Regions from separate parts of the Homo sapiens genome. Here region 2 is linked to region 1. The links are chromatin loops, found by intact Hi-C in ENCODE. Cell type or tissue: heart left ventricle. All regions are shown on one strand. Each heading gives the region's core, and the rest is flanking DNA. Links, peaks and the distances in the headings are about the cores only.

Region 1 (9,205 bases), core at 600-8,599:
TGGGCTTGCTGTGTATCTGGGCCACAAAGACCTGTGCCTCTCCCAGGCTTCCCAGTGAGTCTTGTGAAGCGGCCCTGTCAATACTGGTCTTTTCCAAGGGGAAAATCCAGGAGATCACACTCACCCATTTCTAGCTATTTTCTTATATAGCTCTAGTTTACTAAGAAAGACATTCAGAGACATTTAGTGTAATTATTGTTACTACCTTTTCTGCCATTAAAAATTATTTTATATGACTTAAAAGTGTATACTGTGTAAATAAAACTTTTTTCCACATGTCTACGGTACCTGGCAAGTCTCAGTTCATTATTTGTTGAAATGTTCACCTTAAGCATTAGGAAATCTGCATATTTCTTGCTATTTATCCTTAAAACAGAACAAAACCTCAATTAAAAAAAAAAATTAGCTGGGTGTGGTATCTCATGCCTGTAATCCCAGGCTGAGGCAGGCATATCACTTGAACCCAGGAGTTCTAGACCAGCCTGGGCAACATAGTGAGACCCTGTCTCTACAAAAAAATACAAAAAATTACCCAGGCATGGTGGCATTTGCCTGTAATCCTAGTTACCTGGGAGATTGAGATGGGAAGATCACTTGAGCCTGGGAGGTTGAGGCAGCAGTGAGCCATGATTGCACTGCCAATGGGAGACCCTATCTCAAAAAAACTGAAAAGGATTTAGACGTGTGTGAAGTTCATTCTACAATTCAGTGTGACACTTTTATAACCAAATGAGTACCAATACCCTTATGAACACACATATATAAAGGAAAGAAAATAAAGAGAGAAAGAAAAAGAAGAAAAAGAAATGTGGTTAGAACTCCTTGTTTCATTTTACTCTGACTTGATTATTTCCCAGGCCCAAATCTAGAACTGGAAGGTGGTAGCTTATTGTATCAGAGGTTAAGCTTGTGGCTTTTATTTCCTGCTCCATCTAGAACCAAGATGTCCAAAGAGTATGTTTGGAAGGACTTTTTTTTTTTTTTAAATGATTTCTAGCTCTGTCTCTAGTCAGAGAATATGGAGGAGTTTGGGCCAACTCCAGAAAACAACTTCAATGTAGAAAACCATGGAGCGCAAGGTCCTGCTTCCATATATTTATTTTCGTGGAGCAGGTGGCAAGTTCTCAAAATAATTTTGTCTGTGAGATACAGATATTTCTGGGACATTTTCATAACCAGCTTCCTGCAGTAATTAGCTTCAGAGCTGGAGTATGCTAGAAACTACTGGGCCCTGGGCAGTGGTTAAATTAGGTGTGAACGTAAGCTGGGCTGATCTCCATTGTGTAGTTAAAAACCAAAGGTGGGCACAGAGAGAGTATTTGTTCTGCCCTTTCTTCACCCACTGCATTTTCATTTCCCCTTTCTCTACTCCAGAGGCCTAATAAAGGACTCTAATGTACGATACTCAACACAGCTTTAAAACATCCACGCAGAGTACAAAATTGTAGTAGGAATTTGGGTTTTGTTTTTCTTTTGAGTTTAATATGACTTCCTAGGTTCAGCGTATTTTGTAATATATTTCTTAAACCGCAGGATCATGAGGGCAAATTCCCTTGGGGGAAAGTGGCTCTGTGAGTTGATTAGCACCGTTTGCCTGCTTCCTAACCCTCTTCTGCTCAGGTATTAGTTGTTCAGACAGCTGAGCTTCAGCTCAGCTCTCCAGGTCCTGCGCTCCATTTTAATGCAAGCCAGTGATGCAAAGTCCCCGGCTTGGCTTGTCAGAACTTGATAGCTCTGTAAACACTGAAATCCTTGTTGCCATAACACCAGGAAAAATAATATGGGCTCCTGCATATAAATATAACGAAGGCCTTGGGGAATGGGAGCATTTCTAAATGACTTGAAGCTCTGTCACGGCATAATCTCTTATAAATAAATGTCAGTGTAGTCACTGAATGCAGACTGGATTTTTGCCTGACTACGGTGCTCAGCCTTCTAGACAATAGTTATGCTAAGGGATTATCTTTTAACATTGTGCAGTTATCTCCTTTGTTTGTTTTCTTTTTTCATTATTCACATAAGCCAAGGGAAATGAAAAGCATCTTATTTCAGGCAAAAAGGCCTGTGAATGATTAACTCTGGTTCCATGCGTTGGGACTTTGCATAGCAACCCCGTGGCTTGCAACGACAAAAAAGCTCAAGGCAGGAACAGCAGCCCAGGGACCTGAGACCAGCGTTCTCAAATGAAGGTGGTGAGAAACAGATTAAGTATAAGCATTGTGTTTATGGGTAGAATTCTCTGTAGCTGGCCCATTTAATTTGGCATTCGTTTTACTGCACTTTTCTTGGTGAAGATGTGTTTTGCTGACCTTTACTCTTGCTTTTTGAATACATTTGAGAATTCAAGTGAAACTTGGCCATGATTATGGCATAATGTGGTTTATGTCACCATATTTTATGGGTTCTCCCTAATACTATCCCAAACTGGGCTAACTCTGGCTAATTTTATATTTAAAAATGGAAATAACAGATAGCTTCATAATAGCATGCAGGTTTAATTTTAGCTCAACTAAAACTTTGTTGGTAAATTTTGGCACTCTTGAAATTATATATAACAGAAAGCATTATATGAAATAAAGATAAACAAATGGTGTGATTATGTAATTCCAATTAAAAGCCTATAAGTATGTAAAGAACCCAGATTGTACAAATATGAAATCTGAAATCAATATCAATTCCATATCCTTATATAGACATTTGGTGCTTAAACATTTATACAACAAGGTCCATTTAAAGATTCGAGTTAAAAGAGTTAGAAGAAAATGAAATATAAGCTAAGGACAGAAGAAACATTTGAGAATTTAGAAAAAAGCAGTATAGTTATAATTGAGCCAAAATATTTAGGACACTTAAATTTAGACTGCAAGTCAATCCAGATGTTTATTTATTAATGTTAATAATGTTTCCAGTGTTGTTATACAATGCTAAATCCCAGGGGTTCTGCTTCTGAGTTTAAAGACAAATGCAATGATCTTTATTCTTTTCCAGCTCTGTTTTAATTTTAGGAGCTTTTCTATAGCCATGATTTTCCCATAAATGTGTTTGCAAAATCTCGAGCAGCTCCTGATGTCTTGCAGAAAGTCTGAGTGAAACACTGCTCTAGCAAAGCTTTCCATGTTCTGCATTGCTCTTCTTGCTTCCATGGCAATAAAGAGAGAAACTTGGCATAAGAATATAATCTGTTCCTGCCTGTTTCTCATCTGAAGTCATAAACCTCTGCCATCCCACCCAAGACTAGAATTTCAGCTGGCATGAAACAGCTGTCTGCTTACAGGTTTATTCCGGTAGTAACCAAAGACAAAACTATTTTAATTGAAGGCCCTAGGCTGTTCTCCAAACCCTCACAATCTCTGGGTCATCCCCAGGAAGAAACCATTGAGGAAAAGGTACAAGTTACATTCTTTCTTATAGTTTTTGACACACTGTATATTTATGAAGTTGAGAACATTTTACCCTTCTAATTTGACTACATTGGATGCCATGGAGAAAAGGAGGGTCACAAACTCAAAAGCCCTGAGGGTTCAGGCACACAAACTAAGTCAGCAGAGAGTAGGCTGCAGTGCATGGGTGGAGTGTCCTGTCCGAAGGGGCATCTGCTACTCTGCTTCACTTATTGCTACCATGTGGGAATGTGGAGGCCCAAGTTGCTAGATATTCTGATTTGTCAATAGAAGTTCTCAGTCCTGCTTTTTATGGGAATTCTGCATAGTTTTAAATGTGGGCAATTATTCTGAATAAAAATCAAAACATTATGAATGTTAACCCAAACATGGCTCTGGATTGGATGTCTGGGGCTGCTTGGGTTCAACCCCTAGACTTTGCTCTTGACTCACTACTGGTAGACTTTGCATTTATCATTTGCTTAGGTTCTATAACTGTCAAGTAGCATAATTTATTTACACATTTTCCTTCTTACTCTGGTTAGTACTGCATAAAGAACACAAGTTTTGGAGTTGGGGAGAGATGTAGATTTTACTAGTTCCAGATTTTACCAAATTGTGACTTGCAGCCTCTTAATCCCTTGAAAGCCTCTCTTATGCCATGCAGAAATGAAAACCTATTTTACAGGAAGTTTGGAGGATTAAATAAACTAATATGTAAAATAATTAGCCCAGCCCTACAGGTGCTCTTTGCTTAGTGTTACCATTCTGATCATTACTATTAAGAACAAACAATACCATAAAGTGATCCACTTTAGAAGACACAAGGACTCAATCAGAAAGAGTTTCTCTCAGTATAGGGAGAAGAGCCTCTTTGTAGATCTAACATGCAATATAATACAAAATTGTATCAAGAGCCATCTTCATGTTCTTAAAGAATTTTGGGATTTTGTTGCTAGAGAAGACCTTGAGGAAACAGAAACTCTGACAACTAGAAATGACAGAAACATCAATTTCATCAGAGACATTAATATTTGGAACCATGACAAATAATGCTTTCCTTGAAATTCACTGTGACATATTAAGAACGTAACTTGTTATGAAAATAAAACCAAAGACTATATCTGGAACTATGTTGTAAAGTAAAAGAATGTAGGCTAAATTTTTTTCCTATCCATTTCTGTGGGATTATTTACTTTGGAAATAAATGGATGAAAGTCACTTAGAACATTTCCTGTTTTTTTTTTTTTTTTTTTTTGTACCCAGCCAGATCTGCTGTTAGAGGAGAATTCTTCTGTCCTAGCTGTGTCTCTGTGATCTGTGGATGAGGGTGGGAAAGCACCACTCAGTCAATTGGGGTGTACAAAATGGAGTTTGAGAAGGTAAGTGATGTTTTCTCCATGCTTTCTGTTCAAAATTAAGTGCAATTAAATGCTTTTTTTTTTTTTTTTTTTTTTTTTTTTTTTTTTTTTTTTTTTGAGATGGAGTTTCACCCTGTTGCCCAGGCTGGAGTGCAATGTGCAATGGTGCGATCTTGGCTCACTGCAACCTCCATCTCCCAGGTTCAAATTCTCCTGCCTCAGCCTCCAGAGTAGCTGGGATTATAGGCACCTGCCACCACACCCAGATAATTTTTGTATTTTTAGTAGAGAAGGAGTTTCATCATGTTGGCCAGGCTGGTCTCGAACTTCTGACCTTGTGATCCACCCACCTCATTCTCCCAAAGTGCTGGGATTGCAAGTGTGAGCCACTGCGCCCAGCCGCAATTAAATCTTTAACATTCAAAGGAAGAGACTTTCTTCCTTCTTTCCTTTTCCTGGAACAATGGAAAGTAATAACAGAAAATAAATCAGTCTAACAAATTGTCTAGTGGTAAAAACAAAACAGGGTACTGATGTAATATGGTTCAGTGTATCTTGGGTCTTTCACATGACATGTCCTCTTGCTTAATAAGAGTTCTTTGACAGTATGATATTGAGTGGTGAGATTGTGTAATGGATTATTTGAAGTGTTCATCTATAAGCCATTCATATATTTACTGACAAAACTCTTTTATTTTTAAAGCTTAATGGCAGTTAGTGGTGGTTATATAGGAGTCTGCCATAAACTCCATATCTATATATGGGAGTTTATTTAGTATTAACTCACACGACCACAAAGTCCCACCATAGGCTCTCTGCCAGCTGAGGAGCAAGGAGAGCCAGTCCAAGTTCCAAAACTGAAGAACATGGAGTCTGATGTTCAAGGGCAGGAAGTATCCAGCATGGGAGAAACATGTAGGCTGGGAGGCTAGGCCAGGCTCTCTTTTCACATTTTTCTGCCTGCTTTATATTCTAGCTACACTGGCAGCTAATTAGATTGTGCTCACCAGATTAAGGGTGGGTCTGCCTTTCCCAGCCCACTGACTCAAATGTTAATCTCCTTTGGCAACACCCTCACAGACATGCCCAGGATCAATACTTTGTATCTTTCAGTCCAATCAAGTTGACACTCAGTATTAACCATTGCAGTAATGAATAATAATATCTCCATCTACCGTAAGATAGGAACTATACTAGGCACTTAAAGGACATTGCTTATAATACTCATCACCCTTTATGTGGTGATATGGTTTGGCTCTGTGTCCCCACCCATATCTCATCTTGAATTGTACTGCCATAATTCCCACATGTTTTAGGAGGGACCCGGTGGGAGATAACTGAATCATGGGGGCAGTTTTCCCCATACTGTTCTCCTGGTAGTGAGTAAGTCTCACGAGATCTGTTGGTTTGAGCAGTTTCCACTTTTGCCTCTTCCTCATTTTCTCCTTGACTGCTGCCATCCATGCAAGATGGGACTTGCTCCTTCTTGCCTTCCACCATGATGGTGATGCTTCCCCATCCATGTGGAACTGTAAGTCCAATTAAAGCTCTTTCTTTTGTAAATTGCCCAGTCTCGGATATGTCTTTATCAGCAGTGTGATAACGGACTAATAATACATGTAGGTCTTCACGTCCGTTATACAGAGGGGGTAAATGGAGTCTCAGGTATAAATGGCTTCCCTCAGGGCATGTAGATAATTATAGGAGGCTAGAATTGAGCCAGATTTGTTGTTCTAGGCTCCTCTACTGTACACTTTCTCAAGTATTTTAGGGAATAATTTGTCCCACTTGTGGGACAAATGAATTACTTAGAAATCATCAGCAGTGTCTGACAGACAGCAATCCAACAGCAAAAACAGAGGTAGAACAAGATCAGTTAACACATATCAGAGGGAAAATTATTCAAGATCCCTTGCTATTTCTTAGCAGAGAAGGAAAGGTATTCTTCCCCTCTTGCTGACTGTATACATGACATGAAAGGAAATGGAAAAGAATTGAAAATAAAATGGCCATGATAAGGTATAGAATAAAGAGAGAATGGGATTGACAAAAGCATAAAGAAACTAGCTTCCCCCTCTCCTTTTCTCTCATGAACTCAGGCTCTTAAAAATGAATTAAGGGGGCTGGGCGTGGTGGCTCATGCCTGTAATCCCAGCACTTTGGGAGGCCAAGGTGGGTGGATCATGAGGTCAAGAGTTCGAGACCAGCCTGACCAACATGCTGAAACCCTGTCTCTACTAAAAATACAAAAAAAAAAAAAAAAAAAAAAAAATTAGCTGGGCGTGGCAGCACATGTCTGTAATCCCAGCTACTCAGGAAGCTGAGGCAGGAGAATTGCTTGAACCTGGGAGGCGGAGGTTGCAGTGAGCAGAGATCAGACCACTGCACTCCAGCCTGGGTGACAGAGGGAGACTCCGTCTCAAAAAAAAAAAAAAAAAAAAAAGAATTAAGGGCTACTAAATTTGATTGTAGAAAATGTCACCTAACAGCACCTGGCATTCACTAGACAAGACATGGTCATTCAATAAATGTGTGAGCAAGTAAAATCTTTGGTAACTTTGTTTCCATTCTTTCTAAAGACTCTTTACTCCAAATACTTTTTTCAATCCTGGTTCAGATGTCCCCATGTTATGAAGAGTATTAGATGATAAATAAATCAAAGGGCCATCCTGAGTGCAGAAAGAAATTCTCATATCTCATTGCAGATAAATTAGCATGACAAAATGCCTCCACTCTTTCTTTTCCTTTGGAAAAAGATTTTGGGTTTTTTACTCATATGTCTGTGTATTAGTCTGTTCTCATGTTGCTATGAAGAAATATCCAAGACTGGATAATTTATAAAGGAAAGAGATTTAATTGACTCACAGTTCCACATGGCTGGGGAGGCCTCAGGAAACTTACAATTATGGCAGAAGGTACCTCTTGACAGGGTGGCAGGAAAGAGAATGAGTGCTGAGCGAAGGGGGAAGCTTCTTATAAAACCATCAGATCTTGCGAGAACTCACTCACTATCATGAGAACAGCATGAGCAGCATGATGGTTAAATTACCTCCCACTGGGTCCCTCCCATGACACGTGGGGATTATGGGAACTACAATTCAAGATGAGATTTGGGTGGGAACACAGCCAAACCATACAATTCTGCCTTTGGCTTCTCTCAAATCTCATGTCCTCATATTTCAAAACACAATCATGCCTTTCCAACAGTCCCCCAAAGTATTCCAGCATTAACTCAAAAGTCCAAGTCCAAAGTCTCATCTAAGACAAGGCAAGTCCCTTCCACCTATGAGCCTGTAAAATTAGGAGCAAGTTAGTTACTTCCTAGATACAATGGGGTACAGACACTGGGTAAATACACCCATTCCAAATGGGAGAAATTGTCCAAAACAAAGGGGCTACAGGTCCCATGCAATTCCAAAATCCAACAGGGCAGTCATTAAGCCTTAAAATTCCAAAATGACCTCCTTTGACTCCATGTCTCATATCTAGGGCATGCCGATGCAAGAGGTGGGCTCCCATGGCCTTGGGCAGCTCTGCTTCTGTGGCTTTACAGGGTATAGCCCTCCTTCCAGCTGCTTTCACAGGCTGGCAATGATTGCCTATGGCTTTTCCAGGTACATGCTGTAAGCTGTTGGTGGATCTACCAGTCTGGGGTCTGGAGGACAGTGTCTCTCTTGTCACAGCTCCACTAGGCAGTGGCCCAGTGGGGACTGTATGTGGGGGCTCCAACCTCACATTTTCTTTCCACACTGCTCTAGCAGAGGTTCTCCATGAGGGCTCTATCCCTGCAGCAAACTTCTGTCTGGACATCCAGGTGTTTCCATACATCTTCTGGAATCTAGGTGGGATTCCCAAACCTCAATTCTTGACTTCTGTGCACCTGCAGGCTCAACACCATGTGGAAGCTGCCAAGGCTTGGGGCTTGCACCTTCTGAAGCCACAGCCTGAGCTATACCTTGACCCCTTTTAGCCACAGCTGGTACTGAAGCAGCCAGGATGCAAGGCATCAAGTCCCTAGGCTGCACACAGCAGGGGGGCCCTGGGCCTGGCCCATGAAACCATTTTTTTCTCCTAGGCCTCTGGGCCTGTGATGGGAGGGACTGCCATGAAGGTCCCTGACATGCCCTGGAGACATTTTCTCCATTGTCTTAACATTCAGCTGCTTGTTACTTATGCACATTTCTGCAACAGGCTTGAATTTCTCCCCAGAAAATGTTTTTTTTTTTTGATTGCATCATCAGACTGCAAATTTTCCAAACTTTTATGCTCTGCTTCCTCTTGAATGCTTTGCCACTTAGAAATTTCTTCTGCCAGATGCCCTAAATCATCTCTCTCAATCTCAAAGTTCCACACATCTCTAGGGCAGAGGCAAAATGCTGCCAGTCTCTTTGCTAAGGCATAACAAGAGTTACCTTAGCTCCAGTTTCCAACAAGTTCCTCATCTCCATTTGAGACCACCTCAGC
Region 2 (9,205 bases), core at 500-8,499, 81 kb before region 1:
ACTCATCCATGAGCATGGGATGTGTTTCCATTTATTTGTGTCGTCGATAATTTCTTTCACCAGCGTTTTGAAGACTTCCTTGTCAAGATCTTTTACCTCCTTGGTTAGGTATATTCCTAAGTATTTTATTTTATTTTATTTTGCAGCTGTTGTAAAATGAATTGAGTTCTTGATTTGTTTCTCAGCTTGCTTGTTGTTGGTGTATAGCAGTGCTGCTTATTTGTGTACATTGATTTTGTATCCTGAAACTTTACTAAATTCATTAATCAGATCTAGGACCTTTTTGCGTGAGTCTTTAGGGTATTCTAGGTATGCAATCATATCATTGGCGAACACTGACAGTTTGACTTCCTCTTTAGTGGTTTGGGTGCCCTTTATTTCTTTCTATTGTCTGATTGATCTGGGTAGGACTTCCAGTACTATATTGAATAGAAGTGGTGAAAGTGGGCATTGTTGTCTTGTTCCAGTTCTCAGGGGGAATGCTTTCAACTTTTCCCCATTCAGTATAATGTTGGCTGTGTGTTTGTCATAGATGAGTTTTATTTCCTTGAGGTATCTCCCTTCTATGCCAATTTTGCTGAGGGTTTTAATCATAATGGGGTGCTCGATTTTGTCAAATACTTTTTCTGCATCTATTGACATTATCATATTATTTTTGTTTTAAATTTTGTTTATGTGATGTATCACATTTATTGACTTGCATGTGTTAAACCATCCCTGCATTCGTGGTATGAAACCCACTTGATCATGGTGTGTTATCTTTTTGATATGCTGTTGGATTCAGTTAGCAGGTATTTTGTTGAGGATTTTTATATTTATGTTTATCAGGGATATTAGTCTGTAGTTTCCTTTTTTGTTATGTCATTACCTCACAACACACAGATATTCTGTCATATTATTTATAAATATTTCTGTAAATATTGCTAAAAAGACTTAAAAAGAATCACACTCTTCTTCATAGAATGCACATAATATCTGTATTTCTCCATTTTGTGACATTAGTAGCTTTGATGATTATTATCTAGATTGGTGGTATTCCATTTTATCATTTCTTCTCCATTTATTTGCTGGAATACTTTCTATCATATTAGCTGTTTGATTATTCTGAGGGACAGTTTGCATAGGGAAGGCCAGATGGATGCTAGATCTATATTGACCCCCAACTCCCCCCACCCTTTTTTTTTTTTTTGTGACGGAGTCTCGCTCTGTTGCCCAGGCTGGAGTGCAGTGGCGTGATCTCGGCTCACTGCAAGCTCCACCTCCTGGGTTCACGCCATTCTCCCGCCTCAGCCTCCCGAGTAACTGGGACTACAGGCGCCTGCTACCATGCCAGGCTAATTTTTTGTATTTTTAGTAGAGATGGGGTTTCACCGTGTTAGCCAGGATGATCTTGATCTCCTGACCTCATGATCCACCCACCTCGGCCTCCCAAAGTGCTGGGATTACAGGCGTGAGCCACCGCGCCCGGCCACCAACTCCCTTTTTTAAAACTAGTTTCAGTGAGTTGGTTTCTTAACATTGGCCAAGTCAGTCACTTAGTTTTTAAATGTCGTAATGAAGTTATGAATGTTTAAACCTATTTGAATTTATTTGATGCATCTTTTAAAAAATCCATGCTCAAATTGTCTCCAAGAAGCCAGTGGGAGCCTTTTCAAGTTAGGCTTATAAATCTTTCAGTCATCTTCAATAGCTCTCTAATTTTCTGGTATGACAGGATGTTCTAGGCTTATCTTGTACATTTCTGGCCCTAAACCAGAAATTAGCTATTTTTCCAAGGAGCTTGAGTTTCCTTATGGGAAATGGTATTTTTTAGAAACCACAACCTAGATATGACGACTGCTCATTGATACTGAATTGGTTTATGTTTTAGCCTGCCTCCATTCTTTTCTCACTTCCTCCGTTCCTTCCTCTCTTCCTTCTTTTTCTTTCATTTTAAAGAGAAAATAAATGATTAGTTCTTACTGAGAATTACTTACTTGTTTTATCTTTCTGTATAAATTTGTGTCTAATTAATAATAGGTTTAGAATAATATAAAATATTATTAAAATACAATTGTAAAACAACCGTTTGAATTTATTTTGCAGTTCTTTTCATCTTTAGAGTATATACCAATAGGGATGTAGAAATCATTGTCTTTTAAAGTCACTTGAAAAAAATAGTTAAATTTATTTGCTTCATTTTGCTTTAGCATTGTAGTGTAGTTATTTTAGATTTATTTAATTTTGTTTTTAAAAATTTAATTATTTTTTAGAATTGACAAGTAAAAATTGTATATATTTATGGTGTACAATATGATGTATATATATTTATGGTGTACAATATGATGTATATATATACACACACATACGTGTGTGGAATGACTAAGCGATTTTAAATAAGCATTACTTCACATACTTATTTTTTGTGGTGAGAACACTTAAAATCTACTTTTAGTAATTTTCAGATATACAATATGTTGTTATTAGCTGCAGTCACCATGACATACAATACATCTCTTGAACTTATTCCTTCTGTCTAAGTGAAATTTTGTTTCCTTTGACCAGCATCTCCCCAATTTCTCCACCCCTCGGCCTCACTCCTGTTTATATGACTGATTTTTTATACTCTACATGTAAGTGAGGTCATGTGGTATTTGTCTTTCTGTGCCTGGTTTATTTCATTTATCACAATGTCCTCCAGGTTCATCTATGTTGTTGCAAATGAGAAAATTTTCTTTTTTTATAAGGCTGAATTGTATTCCATTGTGTACACATACCGTATTTTCTTTTTTCTTTTTTTTTTTTTGAGATGGAGTCTTGCTCTGTCACCCGGGCTGGAGTGCAGTGGCATCACCTCAGCTCACTGCAAGCTCCACCTCCCGGGTTCACACCATTCTCCTTCCTCAGCCTCCCAAGTAGCTGGGACTACAGGCGCCTGCCACCATGCCTGGCTAATTTTTTGTATTTTTAGTAGAGACGGGGTTTAACCATGTTGGCCAGGCTGGTCTCGATCTCCTGACCTCGTGATCCACCCGCCTCGGCCTCCCAAAGTGCTGGGATTACAGGCATGAGCCACCGCGTCTAGCCACACATACCATATTTTCTTCAGCCATTCACTCTTTGATGCACGCTTACCATGATTCCATGTCTTGGCTATTGTGAATAGTACTGTAATGAACAGGGGCTGACGACATCTCTTCAATATACTGATTTTATGTTGTTTAGATATATACCCCAGTAGTGGCTTGTTGGATCATATGGTAGCTCTATTTTTAATTTTTTGAGGGACCTCCATACTGTTTATGTATAATGGCTATATTTATTTATATTCCCAACAACAGTACAAAATGGTTCCCTTTTCTCCACATCCTCACCAACACTTAATCTTTCATCATTTTGATAATAGCCTTACTTTTGTTTTAAAGTTATATAAAACAAAGTATATTCAGAGAAGTTGGCCTCCAATCTCTGTCTCCCCTCTCCCATAGGTAATTTTTAAAAACTTCATGGTTTATCTTTCAATTTTATTTTACAGGAGCAAATATGTATAGATACTTGCATCTCGTTCACATCTACTTTCTTAGATAAATGTAAGTTTACTATACACATTTTCCTCCACCTTATCTTTTTTAACTATACAATTTATCTCAGCATTCACTGCTTAGCAGCAGGTGCAGCTATCTCTCATCCCTTTTAAGTTGCGTAGTTTATTCAACCAGTCCCCAAGTGATGGACATTTGAGCTGTTTCAAGTCTCACTTAAAGATTTCTGTATCTACTGACCAAAGCCTAAAGACATTTACATTGGATAAAAGTCTAATTCCAGCAAAGGGGCAAAATTAGATAAAATGACTTCTACAGTTTGGGTTGTATTCTCTTATTCATCATAGCATGTATAAAATAAGAGAATCTTCTTTGTTCAATAATACCAGGCTTAGGGAAACAACAGTAGGAGAATCAAGGCTATGTGGATTTTTAACTAGCCAGGTGGTTCTTAGTCCTGAATACTCAGATTGGTGTGTTTCCCTGACCTTAACTTTTCATGTGTAGATGGTAATGTGCTAGGAGTAGCTAAATTTTCAAAAGCTCATATGCTTAAATGACACAAATATTACCAATGGACAGCTGGCCTTTCATATCTTCTGGTTCTGCATCCACAAATTCAACCAAATGCAGATTAATGTATTTCCAAAAAAAGAGCCAATAAAAAATACAAAACATAATACAAATTTTAAAAAACATGCTTAACAACAATTTACATAGCATTTACATTGTATTAAGTATTATTAGTAACCTAGAGATGATTTAAATTATATGGAACAATGGAACAGAACCTAGAAGAAAAGCCATACCCCTACAGCCATCTGTTCTTCACAAAGTTGACAAATATAAGCAGTGGGGAAAGTACTCCCTGTTCAATAAATGGTGCTGGGATAGCTGGCTAGCCATATGCAGAAGAATGAAACTGGACCCCAATTTTCATCATATACAAAAGTTAACTCAAGATGGATTAAATATTTAAATGTAAGCCCTCAAACTATAAGAATCCTAGAAGAAAACCTAGGAAACACCATTCTGGACACTGGCCTTGGGAAAGAATTTATGACTAAGTCCTCAAATGCAATCGCAACAAAACCAAGAGTTGACAAGTGGGACCTAATTAGACTAAAAAGCTTCTGCACAGCAAAATAAACTATCAATAGAATAAATAGACAACCTACAGAATGGGAGAAAATATTTGCAAACAATGCATCTGACAAAAGTCTGCTATCCAGAATCTGTAAGGAACTTAAATAACGGGACAAGCGAAAACCAAAGAATCCCATGAAAAAGTATGCAAAAGACATGAACAGAGGACACACAAATGGCCAACAAACATGAAAAAATATTCCACATCATGAATTATCAGAGAAATGCAAATCAAAACCACAATGAGATACCATCTCATATGTCAGAACAGAAATTATTAAAAAGTCAAAAAATAACAGATGCTGGCGAGCCTGTGGAGAAAAGGGAGCATTTATACCCTGTTGAGTGGGAATGTAAATTAGTTCAGCCACTGTGAAAAGAAGTTTGGAGATTTCTCAGGGAACTTACAATAGAACTACCATTTGACCCAGCAATCCCATTACTGGGTATATATATTTAAAAAAATTGTTTTACCAAAAAGACACATGCACTCATATGTTCATTGCAGCACCATTCACAATAGCAAAAACATGGAATCAACCTAGGTGCCCATCAGCAGTGGACTGGATAAAGAAAATACCGTACATATACACTGTGGAATACTATGCAACCATAAAAAAGAACAAAATCATGTTCTTTGCAGCACCATGCAGCTGGAGCCCATGACCTTGAGCAATTGAATGCAGGGAGAGAAAACCAAATACCACATATTCTTATTTATAAGTAGAAGGCTAAATATTGGGTAAACATGAACATAAAGATGGCAATAATATATATTGGGGACTCCTAGAGGGAGGAGGCAGGGAGAGGGGCAAGGGTTGAAAAACCATTGACTACTATGTTCACCACCCGGGTGATGGCATCATTTGTACCCCAAACCTCAGCATTACTATTTGGGATCATTTGTACCCCAAACCTCACCAATATACCCATATAACAAACCTGCACAGGTATCCCCGAATCTAAAATAAAAGTTGCAATTATAAAAAAAAAAGTACATGTGAGGATGTGCATAGGTAATGTGAAAATACTGCCTCATTTTACATAAGGGACTTGGGCAGATTTTGGTATCTGTTGGGGTCCTGGAACCAATTCCCCACAGATATGTAGGGAGGACTGTACTATTCTTGGCCCCTCTGTTTATTTATCTATTATCTTTTAAATATTTATCTTTTTAAATGTTTATTATCTTTTTAATAAAAATGTCTTTATTATCTTTTAAAGAATGAATCTACCTTTGTGCATTCAAATATCACTTATATGCAGATGACTTCAAAATAATCATCTTCAGCTCAGGGATATCTCCAGGCACCTCCAGCCCAAGTCATCTAAAATGAAATGCATCATCTTGTATATTTTGCATACAATGTGAAAACATCTGCCCTATTGTCTATTCCTATTTTCAATAATGGAACCATTCTCCCAGGTTTAAAGCCACTGGTGCTATATCCTTATTTATTTATTTAGCCTTTGTGCTATCTAATTTGACCAAGTCTCCTAGGTTAGATATTGATTTACCTGGGCCACATGAAAACTTGGTCATGACAATCATACCCCAAAGACACCTTTTGGAAAAAAGTCTGTAATAGCAGCAATTTGTCTTTGCCGTTTTCCCATGGATCACTGTGTCAGATGAAGATATTAAAGGCATAGGGTCAAATGTGACTATTTGGAAGAAATACTGAATATGTGGAATAAAGGAATAAGAAAAATGATTTCAAAAGCTGGTATTAATGAGGTCCACTTAAACAAACGAAACTGATTAAATATCCCATGTGCTTTTATGAGAGAGAGTGCCCAGATGTGAGAGGGCTTGAAGCCACACCCAGCAGAAACACTGAAGGGCCAGGTGTGACGGCCAGCAGGAATGAGTTCTGCTACGAGAAATCAACCTCCAGTCCTCAAAAGGCTGTCATTAGAAGTACTAGAACCGTCAATCTTGGGAGGTTTTGTAGGAAGCAGAACCAGCACTAGTAGGTGATAGAGATGTGTCATCCAGGTTCGGCAGGGAAGCAGTGCCACTTTGAGTGTGGGCTGACATATTTATTATAGGAATTAAACCTTACTCAATTGTGGGAGGATCGGGGAAAGGAAGGCCCAGAAAGGGGAGTTGGAGGATCAGAGTGGAAGTCATTCATTTCAGACATGACTGAAGCATTGGCCTGGGTGGGCAAGCTGGAGCTTGCAGGAAAATCTGAGAAGATGAACCCTTCCAGCTGCTGACATGGGACTGTGAAGAGAGAATCGGTGCAGTGTCTTTGGGAAGCTGTTGCCTCAGGGGAGCTACTGAGAATTTGTAACCTCAGGGGAGCTACTGAGAATCTGTACCCAAGTGACTGGTAGTGGACAGCTGCTAGTCAGCAGGGCTAATAATTGGAAAGCACTAAATATGGGTCTGAGGAGAGAGAGGACCACGTGGATCCTGCCACACTCCTCTGCGTCTTTCTGTCAGTATGTCTGAGAATGAAGTCTTCATTTCTGTCTCAAATCTTGCCTGAGTTCCTTTTCTGCAACTCTTGTTTTTTGAGACAGAGTCATACTCTGTCACCCAGGCTGGAGTACAGTGGTGCAAGCATGGCTCACTGCAGCATCGAGCTGCTGGGCTCAAGCAATCCTCCCACCTCAGCCTCCCAAGTAGCTTGGGACTACAGGCAAATGATGCTGTGCCTGACTAATTTAAAACATTTTTTGTAGAGATGAGGTTTCACTATGTTGTCCAGGATGGTTTTGAACTTCTGTACTTCAGAGATCCTCCCACCTTGGTCTCATAAATTGCCAGGATTACAGGCATGAGCTACTATGCCTGGCCTGGCTACTCTTGACACAATCCTAGAGGGAAAGGAATTATGAGAGATGTCCTTACCAGACTAACCAACTTGACTACAGCATACCCAGCACAAAACAGAGGGAGAATTTTACACAATGAAAGAGAAAGAAAAAGATGGTTTTGAATCTGTCCAAGTGTGAGGTACCTCTAGAGATAATGAGGGAGTGACCACATGGCAGGGCAGGTGTAAATGGACTCAAGCACTGGGAATTTACTTTGCCCAAAGTTAAAAAAGAACTTCTACATGCTGCTACCATCAAATGTATCCATTTACCTACATCTGTGGCTGTGCACTCAACTTTCTGTTTCTCTGTCCCCCTCTATTTTCTGTGAACTGGTAGCTAGATTTAGAGACTTGATCCCCTTCAGGATAGATTATTTATTTTAGCAAGAAAAATCCAAAAGTGGTGCTTAGTGTCTGTGGTCTTTCTGTTTGTGACGTTAATGGCTACTTAATGCTCATTTCTTCATCTGGGGAAAGCCAGATCTCTTACCCTCTTTGCCATTGCCTTTTCTTTGAAGAATAAGTAAAACTTCATAATGCTGGCCAGAATGGGTGTCGCCTAGAGAAAAAGGCTTGTGCACACATGTTCTTATGCGCATGTATGTATCCACATATGTGCATTTCCACTACATGTTCTTGTGAAGATGAACTTTATTTTTGTGCTATTGCAAGAGACAGCCTGGGTTAGCTTCTTAATCAGCACCATTGGACGCCAGCTCAGAGAGACCATGTAAGAGGAAGAGCAGGACCTGCTGTGAGCAGTGTATTGTAAACATTTTTATGCCCAAGAGTAAGCATATTATCCTGCATACTTTATTTTTATACTGTGTCTTTGTACTGTGCCTCCTGGGGGATCAAACCAAATCCCTTCATTTACACTTCCCAGCTAGGTGAGGATGCACCGATTGGAGAACAGGGAGGCCCTGTGAATTAAGGGATCAGGCATTTGCTTTCATTGGCCCTCGTGCCAGCCCAGCCTGGGGACCTAGGTGAAGCGTCTTTGATGCTTTCACTTTATGGAAGTCCATAAATACAATTTGGTGGAGATCATACAGGACCAAACTAGTTTGGAAGCTAAATCACCTGTAATGTCTTGATGGAGATTTTCTTCAGCAGAGATGGAACTGACTCCTTTGCTGAGGTAGAAGAGTCAGGTATTATACGGTCTTAAATTGTTTATACTTGGAACACATTTTTATTGCCTTCACAAGTTAAAAGGTCCTGTTTCCCCCCCTGTTTGTTTCTTATGGATTTGGAGTTATCCACTGAAAGAAGGCTGCATTTTTCTGCTTTATAGTTTCTCCGACACAAAACTTCCCAAGGCAATTACAGGATTGACATGGGACGTATAGACATAGGGTTGGGAAGGAACCTGTAGACATCTTTCAGGAAAACATCGAAACCCCTAAAGAGAGAAAGAGTCCTGCTTAAAGACATCTGAATATACCAGAAAACCTTGGAATTGTTTGTTTATTAGCTTGATACATATGAAATTGCTATTTTCATATGTTAAAAAATGGTTAACTATTGGCTATTAGCCATATGAAATGTGGAGGTTGAATCATATGAAATAGCCCATAGTTAACCATTTGAAGATATGTTATAATTTAAAATACATTTAGCAGCTGTCCTTGTCATTAATGGATCCAAGCTTCCTTGAGTGTGAAATTAAGAGTGAATACAGTTAAGTAACATTGTTATAAGGGG

What was found. A loop is a pair of places that touch in the nucleus more often than their neighbours do. Peaks named below come from ENCODE experiments on the same cell type or tissue, not always from the same donor. Only the 100,000 strongest peaks of a DNase experiment are listed, where the experiment ranks them.
Region 2: it touches region 1 in a loop (2.8-fold over the local background); 41 of 110 quality-filtered maps call a loop at or near these places.

The regions. Positions count from the first base shown.
Region 1 is chr4:123,648,141-123,657,345 of GRCh38, forward strand. It overlaps LINC01091 (long intergenic non-protein coding RNA 1091), which reads left to right and starts at 1,851. Exons shown (of 6, transcript NR_027105.3): 1 at 1,851-2,189; 2 at 4,647-4,762. In heart left ventricle, for the core only: no CTCF peak of the experiment used is centred there; no DNase peak of the experiment used is centred there; H3K4me3 peaks cover 1,005 bases; H3K27ac peaks cover 4,360 bases.
Region 2 is chr4:123,567,373-123,576,577 of GRCh38, forward strand. No RefSeq gene overlaps it. Among named protein-coding and RNA genes, the nearest start is that of LINC02435, 50 kb to the left of the region's middle. In heart left ventricle, for the core only: no CTCF peak of the experiment used is centred there; no DNase peak of the experiment used is centred there.